Regions from separate parts of the Homo sapiens genome. Here regions 1 and 2 are each linked to region 3. The links are chromatin loops, found by intact Hi-C in ENCODE. Cell type or tissue: GM12878. All regions are shown on one strand. Links, peaks and the distances in the headings refer to the core of each region. The heading gives the core; the rest is flanking DNA.

What was found. A loop is a pair of places that touch in the nucleus more often than their neighbours do. Peaks named below come from ENCODE experiments on the same cell type or tissue, not always from the same donor. Only the 100,000 strongest peaks of a DNase experiment are listed, where the experiment ranks them.
Region 1: a loop joins it to region 3, with 2.7 times the contacts of the local background. A loop is called at or near these places in 1 of 110 quality-filtered maps.
Region 2: it touches region 3 in a loop (4-fold over the local background); 1 of 110 quality-filtered maps calls a loop at or near these places.

The regions. Positions count from the first base shown.
Region 1 is chr5:143,756,287-143,761,725 of GRCh38, forward strand. No RefSeq gene overlaps it. Among named protein-coding and RNA genes, the nearest start is that of HMHB1, 53 kb to the right of the region's middle. RefSeq lists an enhancer at 3,821-3,880. In GM12878, for the core only: no CTCF peak of the experiment used is centred there; DNase peaks (open chromatin) are centred at 2,655 and 3,962; H3K27ac peaks cover 3,182 bases.
Region 2 is chr5:143,211,001-143,216,439 of GRCh38, forward strand. It overlaps ARHGAP26 (Rho GTPase activating protein 26), which reads left to right. Exons shown (of 23, transcript NM_001135608.3): 22 at 2,997-3,088. LOC124901099 (a long non-coding RNA gene) reads right to left here. Exons shown (of 2, transcript XR_007058981.1): 2 at 3,437-3,599. Among named protein-coding and RNA genes, the nearest start is that of ARHGAP26-IT1, 21 kb to the left of the region's middle. RefSeq lists enhancers at 2,784-2,833, 3,413-3,961, 3,962-4,510. In GM12878, for the core only: a CTCF peak has its summit at 2,897 (motif pointing right); a DNase peak (open chromatin) is centred at 3,041; H3K4me3 peaks cover 422 bases; H3K27ac peaks cover 3,921 bases.
Region 3 is chr5:143,603,893-143,609,331 of GRCh38, forward strand. No RefSeq gene overlaps it. Among named protein-coding and RNA genes, the nearest start is that of MIR5197, 73 kb to the right of the region's middle. In GM12878, for the core only: no CTCF peak of the experiment used is centred there; DNase peaks (open chromatin) are centred at 1,619, 1,897 and 2,679; H3K27ac peaks cover 1,806 bases.

The DNA of each region.
Region 1 (5,439 bases), core at 715-4,714, 150 kb after region 3:
AAGTTTCTAAAATTTTTTGAACTAATTATTTTTCTTTTGTCAATACACATTTTGGTGCACTTGAAACTACAGAAAAATTTCACTGAATAGCAGGACAAATCAATTGATTCTCTAGGTCATTCTGGTGCTTTGAATATAAAGAGTTTAAATTTTCAACTGTATAACTTACCGATGTGGTAATAGTTAAGCCATCCAATTTAGAGAAAAATGGTTATACTTTTCTCAAGAGGAAATGCTGCACCCTAACTAGATGAAGCCTTGGGATAATCTCTAATTGAAAGGGTTTCTGCTAATGTCACTATAGTTTGGGTCACTGTCTGCTATTACTTCCCAGGAACTAGGGTTTATCTCACCATAAAAGCAACGCCATTGGGTCTCCTTATGGCCATATAAAAGTGGACCAACTACTGTTTTTTTCTTTTTTTGAGACAGAGTATCACTCTGTCACCCAGGCTGGAGTGCAATGGCACAATCTCGGCTCACTGCAACCTCCACCTCTTAGGTTCAAGCAATTCTCCTGCCTCAGCCTCCCAAGTAGCTGGGATTACAGGCGCCTGCCACCACGCCCAGCTAACTTTTTATATTTTTTAGTATAAACAGGGTTTCATCATGTTCTCCAGGCTAGTCTTGAACTCCTGACCTCAAGTGATCTGCCCGCTTCGGCCTCCCAAAGCGATGGGATTACAGGCGTGAGCCACCGCACCCGATCTACTGTTTTAAAGTATAATGACATCTTAGGGCAAAATTATGTTTGAATTAGGAAATTATATGTCCTCCACTTAATATCAGTTGGAGTTTTTAGTTCAAACCAGAGGTCTCTTGTGTGTTCATAACGAAGACTTTTCTCTCTGGGATTCAGGTCCACCCTTCTTGGGTTGACATCAGTTTCTGAAAACTTACTTGGATCCTGCATACAAAGTAACTTGCATGAAATTCTCCTTTCCTGGGCACACAATCATACTGTTTAGATGCCAAGGCCTGCATCTGTTTTGAAAGCCATTTCAATTGGCTGCTCCAAATAGCTCTAGGACTTAACTTCTCTTCATGAGTCATTCTGTCTTTTCAAATCCTCCAGATTGGTTTCTTCAAGTTTCAAACTTCAACTCAACAAACATTTACTGTGGGCCTTCCATACTAGTGACTACATTAGACATAAAAGCTAGATAAAACCTTGGTCTCTGCTCTTATTCTGATCTTTCTGCCTGAGGGGAACTGTCATGAAATCGAGTAACTACTACACCATGGTTAAGTGCTATGAGAGCTGGTTGAAAAGAACAAAGAGAAGAACCAGTAACCACATTGAATATTAGGCTCTATCACTTACTTACTAGCCTTCCGTCTTGCATAGGCTGTGCAAGTTCCCTGAACCTCAGTTACCTCTTCTGCAAAGAATATGCATGTGACATGCCACATAGGATTATTGTGAGGACTAAATGAGATAGCCAAAGTACACCTCTGATCATGGCCCTTAGAGTATAGGCATTTGTCATTAATGCTCAGCTACTGTTATTATAATCATATAATATTTGTCATTTACCAAAGTGTATTTATGTATTAGAAAATTTTAAAGCTAGAAGGACTGCAGAAGTAATGTAGTTCAATAATAGACACCTACATCAGTCAGGGTCCAATGAGACAGAAAACTCTCCAGTTATTTGAAAAAGAAATAATTTAATACAAAGAAATGTTAACTAGATCTAAAGTTGCCAATTATGTAACCAAAAAGAAAAAACTTGGAGGTAGCAATTATAGGAAGCAGCTATCACTCTTAGGGCTGAAGGCCCAAAAGGAAGACACTGGAATGATGACAATTTAGAAGCATGGAGGAGGGGCCCCAGAGCTGTAGCTCAGAGGAAGCACTCTATGGAGCTAGTTTTAGATTTCTGAGGAGGAGGCATTGGCCAGCCAGTGCTTGGGCTGATGTACTTACGGGGGTGAAATGAAGCTGGTGCTGCATATGTTGAAAAACTGCATATTGGATTCAGCTGCTGCTATTGGGAGGCCTGTGGCTGCCAAGGCAAAGATCCCAGTGCCGAGCAGCACACACAGGGGCAGGAGAGAAAGAATGCTACCTAGCTTACTGTGTCCAGTTCTTGCAAGAACTGGCTGTGTCTTGACCTAAAGTTCAAGTAAAACCTGTGTCTTTAAAATAAATTCTCCATTCTTATTTAAGCCAAGGAGAATCTCTATTACTTGTGGAAAAAAGTCTTAATAAATACACATTTTGTGAATCAAAATAACATCTTTCTGGAATGCAATGTACCTTTTACCACAACACCGACCTCAGCGTGACCATGTCTTTAAAAAGTCCACACTAAGAGTTGCGAGTAGCTCAGGGAACATGGGTTAAAGTTTTGCTGATATAAATTCATCTATGACCCCAAATATTGCCTGTGCATTTCACTGGGATCCGTTGATACAGCTCCATGCTTTTGGAATTATTTCACTGCTTCTGAGTGCACTATGTGCATAAACCTGTGCAGAATGGCCAAAGCAATTTGGAAAGAATGACTGTTGACAGCTTTTAGTTCCACCTCATCCTCATAGGCCTGGTCAAAGGAAATCTCTAATTTCTTAAAGTGAATTACAGCTCTCCTGAAGTGAGTGAGCTAACAAAATATGTTCATTTTGCATGTCAAGTTTGGTGGTGTGGTTCATTTCAACGGACACTTCAGTGCATCTAACAGTTTCAGTATCATTATTATGAGTTCCCTCTCGTGCCAAAAATGCCTGGAAAAGCCTGTTGCATATGAGTAGTGCAAGTCATGATTGTTCATCTGGAAATTGTTTTGAGTAGAAAAATGATATTTCCCCATCCCGTCTAGAACAATTATTTTGGATAATGTAAAAGGCAGAATTTGCTGTTCGACACAAAATGTTTGGCACTACAGGAGATAATCGGAAGAGATACTAGCAAACAATGAGTGGGGAAAAATAAGCAAATTAGCAGGATAGGGTAGTAGCTAAGCTTTTATTTTTGGGGGGTGTCTTAATGATTTTCTGATCCAGATTTGTCTAAGTTTCAGGGTAGGCATGGTTAAATGATGAGGAGAGACAGAGAAAAGGGGGCTTAAGCTCAATTAAAATCAAACACTTTGCACAGCACCAACATACACTTGAATGAACGTTTTCCCCTTATCTATTGTTGTGTGTGTGTGTGTGTGTCTGTGTCTGTGTGTGTTTAATTTTGTAGCTACAGCCACACACTCCAACTGTCAGTTCAGAATATTTTATAGGCACTTTTGGTTCATGTGTTAGGAGGTGTACAGTTTACCATCTATGTTATTTGTGTGGTGCTGACTCATATCACATGGGTAGGCTATTCTGAGTTTTAATCTTGCCTGGATATATCCTTTAAAAATACATCTTCATTCATTTGTATGAGCCAAAGTGTTTGCAACTAATTTCTTTTCCTTCTGTGTCCTATTACATTTCACTGCATGACAAGCATTTTTTAAGCATTTAGAGGAAAATGCAGTGATGACATAAAAAAATCTTTAATTGGATCTGGATGGAAGTCTCTTGCTATATTAGAAGGCTTAGTTGTATAATACTAAAAATTGTACAAATTGTGCAAGTCTGGAGGCAAAGAATTTGTGGTGTTTGTGTAGGTCTGTTCCTGAGCTGGCATGATGCAAGAGTTTTGTAAGGACCTCCTGGGTGTCCTTCTGCTTCTAACACCCTAAAACCTCTCAATCCCAGGTGTCAACTTGGTGTGTCACCCAAAGTTATGTTCCAAGAAGGTGACTTCTTATGGCTTTGGGTTAATGAAACAGGATTCACAATTATGTCATACAGAGATGGAGTTAGGACTTAAGAGTGATGGGCTAGGTACATTGACTTAGAATCCAAAAATGGACCAGGCAGAGAAACTCAAAATGGAGTAGCTAATTTCTATTGAGCACAATCAACATGCCAGACACTATTCTAGATGCCTCACATGTATGAGTCATTTAGTCCATCCAAAAATGATTATTATGGCCACTTTCAGATGAGAAAACTGAGGGTCAGAGGTAAGAAAGTTGCTGGAAGTCATGCAATTACTAAGAGCCAGAGATGATTCAAATCCAAGCAGTTGGATCTAGAGATCACCTTTCTAACCACTGGATTCTACTGCTGCCCAAAGGCCTCTTCAAAGCCCTGGACCATCACGTGGGGACTCCTAGAAGTCTTAGTGCTTAGAAGTCTTCCCAACTCTGCCAAAGCAGATTAGTTAATGTTATCATGGCTCAATTGTCTCCTACTTTATAGATATTACCATAATGGTAATTAGATAATTATGTAAGTAATTACTCATTTAGTGTGTGTTTCCCTGCCAGACTGTAATTAGCCTAAGAGCAGACACCAGATTTGTAAGCTCACTCCTGCATTCCCAGGCCCTGGGTTCTAATCCAACATATCAAATGCATTCAATAAATTCTTGTTGAAATAATAAAAAATGACTATTGTATTAATGATCTATTACTGAATAAGAAATTATCCCAAAATACAATGGCTTTAAACAATGAACACTTATTATATCACAGTGTCTGTGGGCTGGGAGTTTAGGAGTGGCTTAGCTAGATGCTTCTGGCTCGGGGTCCCTCATAAAGTTGCAGTCAAGGTGTCATCTGGGGATGCTGTCATCTGAGCCTTTGGTGGGGCTGTAAGATGGTTCACTCACATGGCAGGATGCCTCAGTTCCTTGCCACATGGTCCTGTCCATAGAATTTCTTCATAGAGTATTCTCATGACATAGCAGATAGCTTCCCAGGGGAGGCAGGAAGGCAGCCACAATGCTTTTTATGACCTTAAAGTTACACAGTGTCACTTCTACCATATTCTATTCATTCAAATCAAGTCTTAGTCTAACCTACACTCAAGAGGAAGGGAATTAGACTCCCTTCCCTCTTTTGAAGAGAAACACATTAACGAATGGGTGGCCATATTTTAAAATCACCATATCTTATTACTTTATTTTACATAGGCAATATTTCAGCACGCAAGAATGAGGCTCCCGTAAGGAGAATTTTCTACTCAAAGAACAAATATAGATTAAGGACATGGAGGTGGGGGAGCAAGGTTTGTTGGAGAACAGCAAGTGTCCTAGATTAGAAGGTAAAGGAAGGGTATAGGAATAGGGAAGAGAAGGAAAATAAAATGAGAAGAGGGAGGGGAATGTGAAGAATTTTTACTTGCCATGGTGAACAAAGGAAAGCAGTGAAATGACATAATTAGAAGGGACATTCCTTTAGGAATATTTATCTGGGAATGTGGAAACAAGCACTGGAGACTGAAATTTGAAATCATTAGGAGGCCACTGTCTTTGCAGCAGATTTCCAGGACCTTAGCTTGAACAGAACAGTGGAAGTAGAAAGCAGAGAACAAATCCTACAGTGCTTGGCTGGCTAATTAAATAATGATTGAGCCCAGAAGGAGCTGCCAAAGGTGACATAACGT
Region 2 (5,439 bases), core at 715-4,714, 390 kb before region 3:
TTTATTTTATTTTTTTATCAGAGCCAAAGCCTACAAATACAATCTCTCTGCCAACAGGATTTGTCTGTTTTGGTAGGAACCCTACCTAAAGCAAACTGCTTAAGACCTTTCAGAAGGAGTTATGGGACACTTGACTTGTTGGGCTGACAAGCTTTTAAGAAGATAAGACTTTTTGGGTAGGGTTGCCAGATTTAGCAAATAAAATAAAAATACAGCAGACCCAGTTAAATTTGGATGGTAGATAAACAACAAAAATTTTTTCATATATGTATGTCCCATGCAATATTTGGGACATAACGTATACTAAAGAAATATTTATTGTTTATTCTGCCATCCAAATCTAACTAGGTGTCCTGTATTTTATCTGGCAACCCTACCCATTCCTATTCCTTGGGCAACAGGAATGGCCCCCTTTAAAAGCACCTCTTCTGTCATTTCTCCCATTTTTGTGCCTATCCTAAAGCAGTAGAGGGAGATCTCAAGGGAAAAGCCCTCCCATAGACTGTCAGTTGCCTATCAACTTGAGAAAAAAACAAGGCCCTTTCTTGGCTTGCTTATTTATTTATTTACCTACTTACTTTTTTTTTTTTTTTGAGCCAGGGTCTCACTTGACTAGAGTGCAGTGGTGCAATCTCAGCTCACTGCGGCTCCCACCTCCTGGGCTCAAGCAATCCTCCTGCCTCAGCCTCCCAAGTAACCTGGACTCCACACGTGTCCCATCATGCCTGGCTAATTTTTTTTATTTTTTTGTAGAGATGGAGGTCTCTACAGTCTGGTCTTAAATTCCTGGGCTCAAGCAATCCTCCCACCTCCCAAAGTGCTAGGATTACAGGCATGTGCCACAGTGCCTAGTTTGTTATTTTTTAACGTACTATGTTATTGCCACTTCATTATTCAATTTCACAAACCTAATATCAATGGAATGTTACTCCTTTTGAATGATAATCTTGGGCACCTGGACCACTCCCTTTTATTTCTGGCTGCCAAATACCCCTGCTGGTTTTCCAGCTTGCCCCTGTTTTGTCCCATTATCCTTGTTTAGTGAGGTTAATAAATAATGTTTGTGAAAATCCAGTCAGAGGAGCCTTTCCTCAGATGCTGTTTCCCTTACTTTTAGTCCCCCTTCCCTGGTCTCTTTGCTTTTTACCCACCTGCTCTGCCCTGTCCTCAAGAGGCAGAAATACTGCCTCAAAACCTGGTCTCTGAGACCCTGGCTAATGTGAACTGGATTCTCCTTTCACCTTCAATGTCAGTGTCATAACAGGCTCCATTTGCCTGTCAGTATAGTCTTTTATCTGTTTTAGCACTTTTCACAGCCAAGTCACTCCTCCTGTCTGCTTCCCAGCCTCTCAAGAAAAAAAAAAAAAAAAAATGCCTCTTATATTCCTCCCTGGAAAGTTGCACATAGGATGTTTGGTCCTTGCTGGCCAATACATAGACTCGGTTTCTTTGGCTCACAGGCAGTGCCCCTTGTCCTGAACTTTATTCTGTCATCATAATTAGCCAGGAAGAGCTGTTTTCCTGTTGGAGCTGGTGAATACTAAGGACTCTTCTTTCCTTTGTTCCCAGGGGTCCCACTTCATTTTCCCCCACTTTCCCAATGTTTTCCCACCTGGCCATCATCTCTTGGCTCCTAGAAAACCAGAGGGAACAACAGTAAACTATGGCCCAGCAATAAATTCGAGATAACCATTTACTCTGATCACTCTGCACGATGGAGACCATGTGGCTCACAAAGCCTGAAATATTTACCACCCGGCCCTTTGCAGAGAAAGTTTGCCACCTTCTGCTCTAGAACAGTGGTTCTCAACCCTCACTGCACGTTGGAATTACTTGGAGAGCTTTTTTAAAATACTGATGCCTGGCCGGGCGCGGTGGCTCACGCCTGTAATCCCAGCACTTTGGGAGGCTGAGGCAGGCGGATCACGAGGTCAGGAGATTGAGACCATCCTGGCTAACACGGTGAAACCCTGTCTCTACTAAAAATACAATAAATTAGCCAGGCTTGGTAGCAGGCGCCTGTAGTCCCAGCTACTCGGGAGGCTGAGGCAGGAGAATGGCGTGAACCCAGGAGGCGGAGCTTGCAGTGAGCCGAGATCGCACCACTGCACTCCAGCCTGGGCGACAGAGCAAGACTCCGTCTAAACAAACAAACAAAAACTACTGATGCCTGTATAATATCTGCATATCTGGGTAGAACCTAGACATCTGCATTTTCTAAATGCTCCCCAGGTGTTTCGGATGCACAGTGAGAGTGATTGTAAACATTCAACGGACATGAGAAAAGCAAAAACAAACCAAAAAAAATGCCTCATGTCCCCTCTCCCTTCTTCCTCCTCCCCACACTCCCCATACAGGTGCACGTGTGTGCTCATGCACACACATGTGTAATTGCCCTCATGCACCTTGTCTATTCCCTCCCCTGGGGGTTGGAGAGCTCCAGCTCTGGAATCCTGTCTCACCAGCAAGACCCAGTCTAGTAAGAAATCAGGAACATCTGGGAGAGCTCATGTCCGCCCGTGGCCTGGAACTGAAACTTGGCTTTGCTGGAATTTCTTCTTTTTGACTCACTGAGCATTGCCAGCTTTCAACAGGTTCTGTTGGGAGTGTGTTCCCCAGAGCAGCTTGGAACTTCTTTCCTGCCCCTGCTTCCCTCCCTTCCCCCAAGGCACTCCTGCTCCAAAAATGGGGCCCAGCCTGCCCTCCCGCTGTTTGGCTGTTGTAACTCCCAGGTAAAGTTTTAACATGGCACAAGGTGACCCCACAAAAAGTGTAGTTTCTTGAAGCTTATGGCTTTTCTCTGAATATTTCTCATTTTTCTCCTGTGATCTTTGCAGCTTTCCCACCTCATGTCTTGCCATCTGGCTGCCTTGCCAGGCACTTCCCACGAGAGGGGACTAGGTAGCTTACAGGGAAAGGGAAGAAGAGAGATGAAATGTCTGGGGCTTTCTAAGGGTTTTTTCAAAAATGTTAAATAAACTCCTGTTTTCACACAGCACACCGTTCCGGAAGGCAAAAGCCTTGTATGCCTGCAAAGCTGAACATGACTCAGAACTTTCGTTCACAGCAGGCACGGTCTTCGATAACGGTGAGTTTCTCATCCCCTCACAAAGATATGGGCGGGGGGCGGGGGCAAGGGGAGCACATAAATAACTGGCATTTTCAAAGCTCCTCCCGAGGGAAAATCTCAATACAATGGGTAAGAAAAAAAGTGTGTGTGCGTCTGTGTGTGTTGGTTTCTGTGTCTTTTCCCAAAATAAAATAGCAGCAGCAGGACTTCCGGAGACATTGTGAAGAGTGGACTAGTGTAATCAGCTCCATGTTGAGTTGTTACCACTGTAAATGAGATTGTGCCTGCAAAAGACCCAGCCCAGGACCTGGAAGTGGCTTTAAGAGATCATACACATCACATGTTTAAAATGGTACTCAACATGTATTAAGCATTCACTAAATTAATATTTTTATTATTAAAACCATCATCATCATTGTATCCATCTTCGAAAAAGGCCCTGATGCTCTCATAGTTCACAGTGACAGTTTTTCCTCACTTTTGTCTGGGCAGTGGGTGCTGCACCTGATTCCGTGGGTCCTGGCTGCATCTGTAAACACATTCCAGGCCAGAGCAGAGATGAGTTCCTGGGGACCAGCCCTTGACTGTAGTCACGTCCACAGGGGCTGCCATTGTGTGTGCCCAGCCCCTGCATTCAGCATAGCAGAGATATCCATCAGGTACAGGTAGACAAAAGGGGGAACAAGGCACAGAACATGAGGGTCTCTCCCAGGTCACACTCAACCCTTGGCCTTCTGGGTCAGCAGGAGTGGGAGGGATTACCCCAGAACTGCATGTGGGCGTCTGAGTCTGCATTCCCTTTTATCGTTCTCAAAGCCTCAAGCACTGTCCTTAAGCCTTTGCTCCATTAACTTTCATCTAGGCCCTTTATAAATCAAAATGCACGAACAGCCAGCCCAGCCACCTCTCCTGTCCACAGCTGGTGCTTGCAGGCCCCAGCAGACTGCAGGTGCAGTGGGTCTGCTGAAGGCTGTCCAAAGCCATTTCACTGGTGAGTGTCCCCCACACAGGCCCAGGCGGCGGAGTCCTGGCCCTGCCGTAACATGACACGGCCCTTGCAGAAGACAAACCAGAATGGGCTGCGTTGCTTGGGCTTCTGCCCCCCTGCTTTGTCAGCAAGGAAGGGGCTTCTGCCTATAGAAGAGCAGGATTTGAGAGATTCCTACATTGACAGGTGAATCCAGGGCTTAAAGGTCTGTCCTCTAAGTCCCAATTCACTGCTCATATGGGCAGGGGATCATCATGTTTCTAACAACCATTCCCTCTGACAACACAAAGGACTCCTGATCTCAGGGGCAGAATTGTTTTAAACTATCAAAAGTTATGTATATGCTTCTGTCTTCTTTTTGATTCCTTTTGGTGAGTGCAGCCTTCTTCCATTTTTTAACGGTTTATTAAGATAGCCATACAACATACAATTTACCCATTTAAAATGTACAATTCAATGGTTTTTAGTATATTCAGAGTTGTGCAACCATTGCCACTATATAATTCCAGAATATTTTCATCACCCCCAAAAGAAACCCCATACCTTTTAGCAGTCATGCCCCACTTACCACAACCCATTTCCATCCAGCCCAAGGCAACCACTCTTCTACTTTGTCTCTCTAGATTTGCCTGCTCCGGACATTTCATACAAATGGAATTATATAGTATGTGATCTTTGAAACTGGATTCTTTAGTTTGCATAATGTTTTCAAGGTTCATCCACATTGTAGCATGTCAGAACCTTCTTCCTTTTTATGTGCGATGGTATGGATATAGCACATTTTATGTAAGCTTATTCATCAGTAGATGGGCACGTTGTTTCCTCTTTTTGGCTGCTTGAATAATGCTGCTGTGAACATGTGTGTAGGTTTTTGTGAGGGCGTAGGTTTCCAGTTCTCTTGGGGATATACCTAGGAGTGGGATTGCAGGGTCATATTAATTCCGTGTTTAAGTGTTTGAGGAAATGCCGAACTGTTTCACAAAGAAGTTGCACCATTTTACCATTTTATGTTCCTACCTTCTTTCATTTTTAAGTCTTTCTGCAGTAGCTTAAATAGTTAAGCATAAAGGGGGAAAAAGGAAGAGAAGCCTGGATGATTGTTAACTGCCAAGTCCTTTTTTTCCCCAGCAGAGTGTCCTTCAGCTTCCACAGCCATCTTCACTGCCACACCGAAGCTCCGGGCACCTCCACCTCTCACCTGGGCACTTCCACTGGCCGCCTGACACATCTTCTCACATCTGCTCTTGCTGCCATAACCCCCTCTTTACAGAGCAGCGAGAGTGATCTTTGAAAAACGGAAATGGCATTAAAGCCCTTCAGTGGCCTCCCATTGCTCTGAGAATTACTTACAAGGCCCTCCAGGGCCCAGTTCCTGCCCCTC
Region 3 (5,439 bases), core at 611-4,610:
TTGCTTGAACCTGGGAGGGGGAGGTTGAAGTGAGCCGAGATCATGCCATTGCACTCCAGCCTGGGAGACAGTACAAGACTCTGTCTCAAAAAAAAAAAAAAAAAAAAAAGAGCTAGGCAGACAAGGCCCCCGACTTCAAGAGTTTACATTCTAATGGAGGAAACCAAAAATTAAGAAGAAGAAAAGATAATTTAGCCATGTTGAAAAAAACACCTGGTAACATGATATATGTGATAGTGACTGAAGGGTAGAAGGAACAACATAGATTTGGGTGCTCAAGGAAGGCCTGCGAGATGACTGTTGAAATGAAGCCCAAATGACAAAGGAAACCTGCCATATGAAGATCTGGACGAAGAGCATTCCAGGGAGAGGAAGAAGCAAATGCCCTAAGGGACAAGCTTGTTATGTTTGAGGAGCAGAAACAAGGCATGTTGGGTATTTGTGGAGTGGAATGAGGTATGAGGTAATTCAGACAGGAGGAGAGGCTAGATTCTGTATGGCATTGCTGGTATTAGTAAGGCATTACTTTTTCTTTTTCTTTTTTGAGACGGAGTCTTGCTGTCTTGCTGTGTCGCCCAGGCTGGAGTGCAGTGGCGCAATCTCGGCTCACTGCAACCTCTGCCTCCTAGGTTTAAGCAATTCCCCTGCCTCAGCCTCCTGAGTAGCTGGGACTACAGGCGTGCCACCACACCCAGCTAATTTTTTGTATTTTAGTAGAGACGGGGTTTCACCATGTTGGCCAGGTTGGTCTTGATCTCCTGACCTGGTGATCTGCCCGCCTTGGCTTCCCAAAGTGCTAGGATTACAGGTGTGAGCCACTGTGCCTGGCCAGGCATTTTTTTTCTTAAGTGTGATGGAAGATGGAGGGGTTAGGCAGGGGAGAATGGGTTGCCAGGAATCAAGAATAAAAGCAGGTCTGTTTTAGTAATCCAGGCAAGAGATGGAGGAAGCTTGGACTAGAAGAGCAGCCATGGATGTGGAGACATGTGGCTTGACCTGCTGATGGATTGGATATGAGGAAAAAGATGGGATGAACAAAAATTGTTAGAGGTGTGTATGTGAACTGGGGTGAAGGATGTTACCATTTACTTATTTGAGAAAGAATGGGAAAGAAATGGGTTTTTGGGGAAGAAACCCCCACAAAGTTCTGTTTTGTTTATGTCAAGTTTGAGATACTTATTGGACAATCATTTGAAGATATTAAGGTGGAGTCGGCTATACAAGCTTCAAGCTCAATGGAGATATCTAGGGCTGGAGAGGGAGTTGTGGTATTATAAGGGTAATGATGATGCTTAATTCCATGGTTCTGAATGAGATCACTGATGGAAAGTGTGTAGATCAAAAGTGGAAGGAAGGGAGGAGAACACCTGGAATATAGAATCATGTAATCTGTGCTGATTTATTTTATTTTAGGATCTGAATCATGCTGATTGTTTCTTCAATTCCTCACCATACCTTGCATTTGTACTTCTGAAGAGTCATATGTTTTTATTAGTTAGGCATTTGGTATAAAAATTGTTACTGTAAGCTATCTGTAATCACATTCTAGAAATCAGTTGGCGGGTAACAGATGCACATATGACCACAGGAAATGCCAAAAACCACTTCCCATGGTTGTTCCTCTTGCATGTACACATCTATTTTTAACACTCATGATTGTAAGGCAGAGCTCTTGTCACTTGAGGGAACTGTGTTTCCTCGTGGAGATCCAAGGCCACTGGACACAGAGAGTGGCATCCCATGGGCCAGCATTTACTGCTGCTGGTTTGTTAACAGAACTCCGACCTCATGGACATTTGGTTGCTTGATGGTTATGTGCTGGGAGTAGGGAATGGGAAGGTAAGTGGTTGCAGAAAAGCAATTCTATAGTTCTGAGGATTTCCTAACATGTCAAAATTTCTCAGAAAGCTTTGCTAATTTAGGACTTTTTGTCTAATTATCGGAAGTATTTACTCATCTCTTTCCTAAGAGCCTGTGCTCAGTCAGCTCTCTCCTAAGTGGAGTTGATTCTTTTCTAACATGTGATGGGTTTTGACTCAATAATGTGAGAGAGGAAACTTGAAGGTTCAAACCCTGACAGCTCCCTGCTGATGCACAGGAACTGTATTTACATGGCTCCCAAATACCCAATTGGAAAACTATTGCTTAACAGGTGGCTTGTACTAGCTACAAATAAACGGTTTATTTAAGGGGTCAAAATCAGCTATTTCAGCTTAGTGTCGTTGCTTTAAAGAAGGACTGTTTTCTAGCCAGAGGTCCTTGGCTTGAATCCAGCTTTAAAACTTACTTGTTCTATTACCATGGGAAAGTCACTTTTTTTTTTGTCTTTAGTTTCATCATCTGTAAAATGGGTATTATTGTCATAGCCACCCCAGAGTCCTATAAGGAGTGACATGTTGCTCTCTAAACCACAAAGTGTGAAATAAACTCTTAGATAGGAGAAATCCCATTTTTTCATTTTGTTCAGAAGAACTTTTGGAAGGGAGGCAAGATTGAGAAAAAAATATTCTCGTCTCCAGGGTTCTCCTGAGTTCATAAATTCTCAACCACAGGGGGACTGGGTTTTACTGGTCATGTCTCACCCTACCAGGCAGGATGTGGGTGAATATAAATCTATATCGTGGTGACTCAAAATGGCCCATTAAGAACTCGTTGGTCTTGGTCATATCAGATGAGGAAGCATTGAGCATCTTTTGGCCTGTGTCATACAAAACCATATTCCCTTTCATACTTCAGTGTTCTGTGCTTTATCTGACTCACTATCCCACACCTTTTCTAGTTCTACTTACAGGAGGTTTTAATGCTCCTTTCTTCAGAGTTAGACTCATGGAAGGAGTCAGTTAAACAATATTTATTGAATTTAAAATGCACAAATCATGGGTGCTAGCAATTACAATTTAGGGGTTTTTACTGCAAATAGACTCACAAAAGCACTCAAAGATACATGGGCAAGACATTGCAGCATGATACTAAAGAACTGAAAACAATCTAAGTCCTAGGAGATTAAATAAATTACAGTACTTCCAAACAATGGAATATTATGCAACCTTCATAAATAATAAGATAGATACATATTTTCTGACATGGGAACATATCTTAGGTATATTACTGTATAAAAACCAAACAGCAGAACATTTGTAAAATGATTCCATTTATGTAAAATAAAATATCAATACGTCTATCTGTATCTATATAAACATTTTGTTAAAGATATATAAAGAACTATTAAGGACAGTTACTTAGGGACTGAGGGTAGAGGAAGATTTTTACTTTCAGTTTTTTTACTTGTGCCATGTTCATGCGTTACTTTTTACATATATAAATCAAAATTAGTTAAAACTAGGTTAGCTTCATGGAAGGTTTAGAAGTCACTAATGCCCCTTTCCGAGACAACAGAATGAGAACTTGTATTACTTAGGATTTCTTGGTTGCAAGTGAAAACAAACAAACAAACAAACAAACCAGCTTAAGCTACCCATAAAGGATTCCTTTCATAAGAGAACATGGGTATCCAATGAACTCCAGGGCAGAAAGCACTGCCTGGCCTCAGAAGTATCTGGAAGTGGGAAAGCCATTGTGAGCATAGGGCACATCCCCCATCTCTTGCCTCTGTTTCTCTCTGTATTTCTGTCTCATTCTTACTGTTTGTAGACTCACTTTTTTCTGCTCCCTAGTCCTCATGGCAGAACCTGGGACCCCATGGCTCTCAAATCACCATGTTAGAAGTCTAGTCAAGTGGAGAGATGAAATCGCTTGATTCCAAATTCTTGATCCTAATTTCAAGTTCTCAGAGAAGAGTCTCTGATTAGTTTAGCTTGTGTCCAGTGTCCAGCCCTGTCCAATCAATGGTGGCCACAAGATGGGGTCTTAACTATTGACTGCTGAGGGCCCATTCAGGCTGAGGGCAAGGAAAGTTAATGTGGAAGACACTCCAAAGTGTCTCAAAACCAAGGCTATTGGATGCCTTTGTCTAACTCCAGGGATGCTGGATTGCTAGGTTACAGATGATGCTGTTTTTAATTACCAACTCACTAATTTACTCCTTTTTGTCATGTCACTGATTTATTTTGCTATAAAAACTCACATTGGGGAATTTATAGCAAAGATATATTGACTATAAAACAGAACATTGATATAGTTTGGCTGTGTCCCCACCCAAATCTCACCTTGAGTTGTAACTCCCCCAGTTCCATGTGTCATGGGAGAAACCCAGTGGGAGGTGATTGAATTATGGGGGTGAATCTTCCCTGTGTTGATCTCATGATAGTGAATAAGTGTCACAAGGTCTGATGGTCTTATAAACAGGAGTTTCCCTGCACGAGCGCTCTCATTTTGCCTACTGCCATCCGTGTAAGACGTGACTTGCTTCTTTTGCTTTCTGCCATGACTGTGAGGCTTCCCTAGCCACGTGGAACTGTAAGTCCATTAAACCTCTTACTTTTGTAAATTTCCCAGTCTTGGGTATGTCTTTATCAGCAGTGTGAAAATGGATTAATACAAACATTTTGAGGGCTATAAAGTACTTACTTTAGATATATTTAGTAGTTTGATGATATTAGTGGGTAAACAATTTACAATTTGGACTGCTGCATGGTGACTGAGACAACTCATCTATCACATGTTTGGAAGTGTTGAAATCAAAAAGATAATCCAACATGATCAAATGGGTTTCATACCAGGGATGCAGGGATGGTTTAACACATGCAAGTCGATAAATGTGATACACCACATAAACAGAATTTAAAACAAAAATCACATGATCATCTCAATAGATGCAGAAAAAGCATTCAACAAAATGTGGCATACCTTTATGATTAACTCTCAGCAAAATTGGCATACAAGGAACATACCTCTATATAATAAAACCCATCTAAGACACACCCACAGTCAACATAATACTGAATGGTGAAAAGTTGAAAGCATTCCCTCTGAGAACCGAAATAAGACAAGGATAGCCACTCTTACCACTCCTCTTCAGCATAGTACTGGAAGTCCTAGCCAGAGCAATCAGACAAGAGAAAGAAATAAAAGGCATCCAAATTGGTAAAGAGGAAGTCAAACTGTCACTGTTTGCTGACAATATGATCGTTTACCTTGAAAACCCTAAAGACTCCTCCAGAGAGCTCCTAGAATGGACAAAAGAATTCAGCAAAATTTCTGGATACAGGATTAATGTACAGAAATCAGTAGCTCTTCTATAAACCAACAGTGACCAAGTGGAGAATCAAATCAAGAACTCAACCCCTTTTACAATAGTTGTAAAAAAATAAAATACTTAGGAATATACCTAACCAAGGAAGTGAAAGGCCTCTACAAGGAAAACTACAAAACACTGCTGAAAGAAGTCATAGACAACACAAACAAATGGAAAGACATCCCATGCTAATGGATGGATAGAATCGATATTGTGTATATGAACATACTGCCAAAAGCAATGTA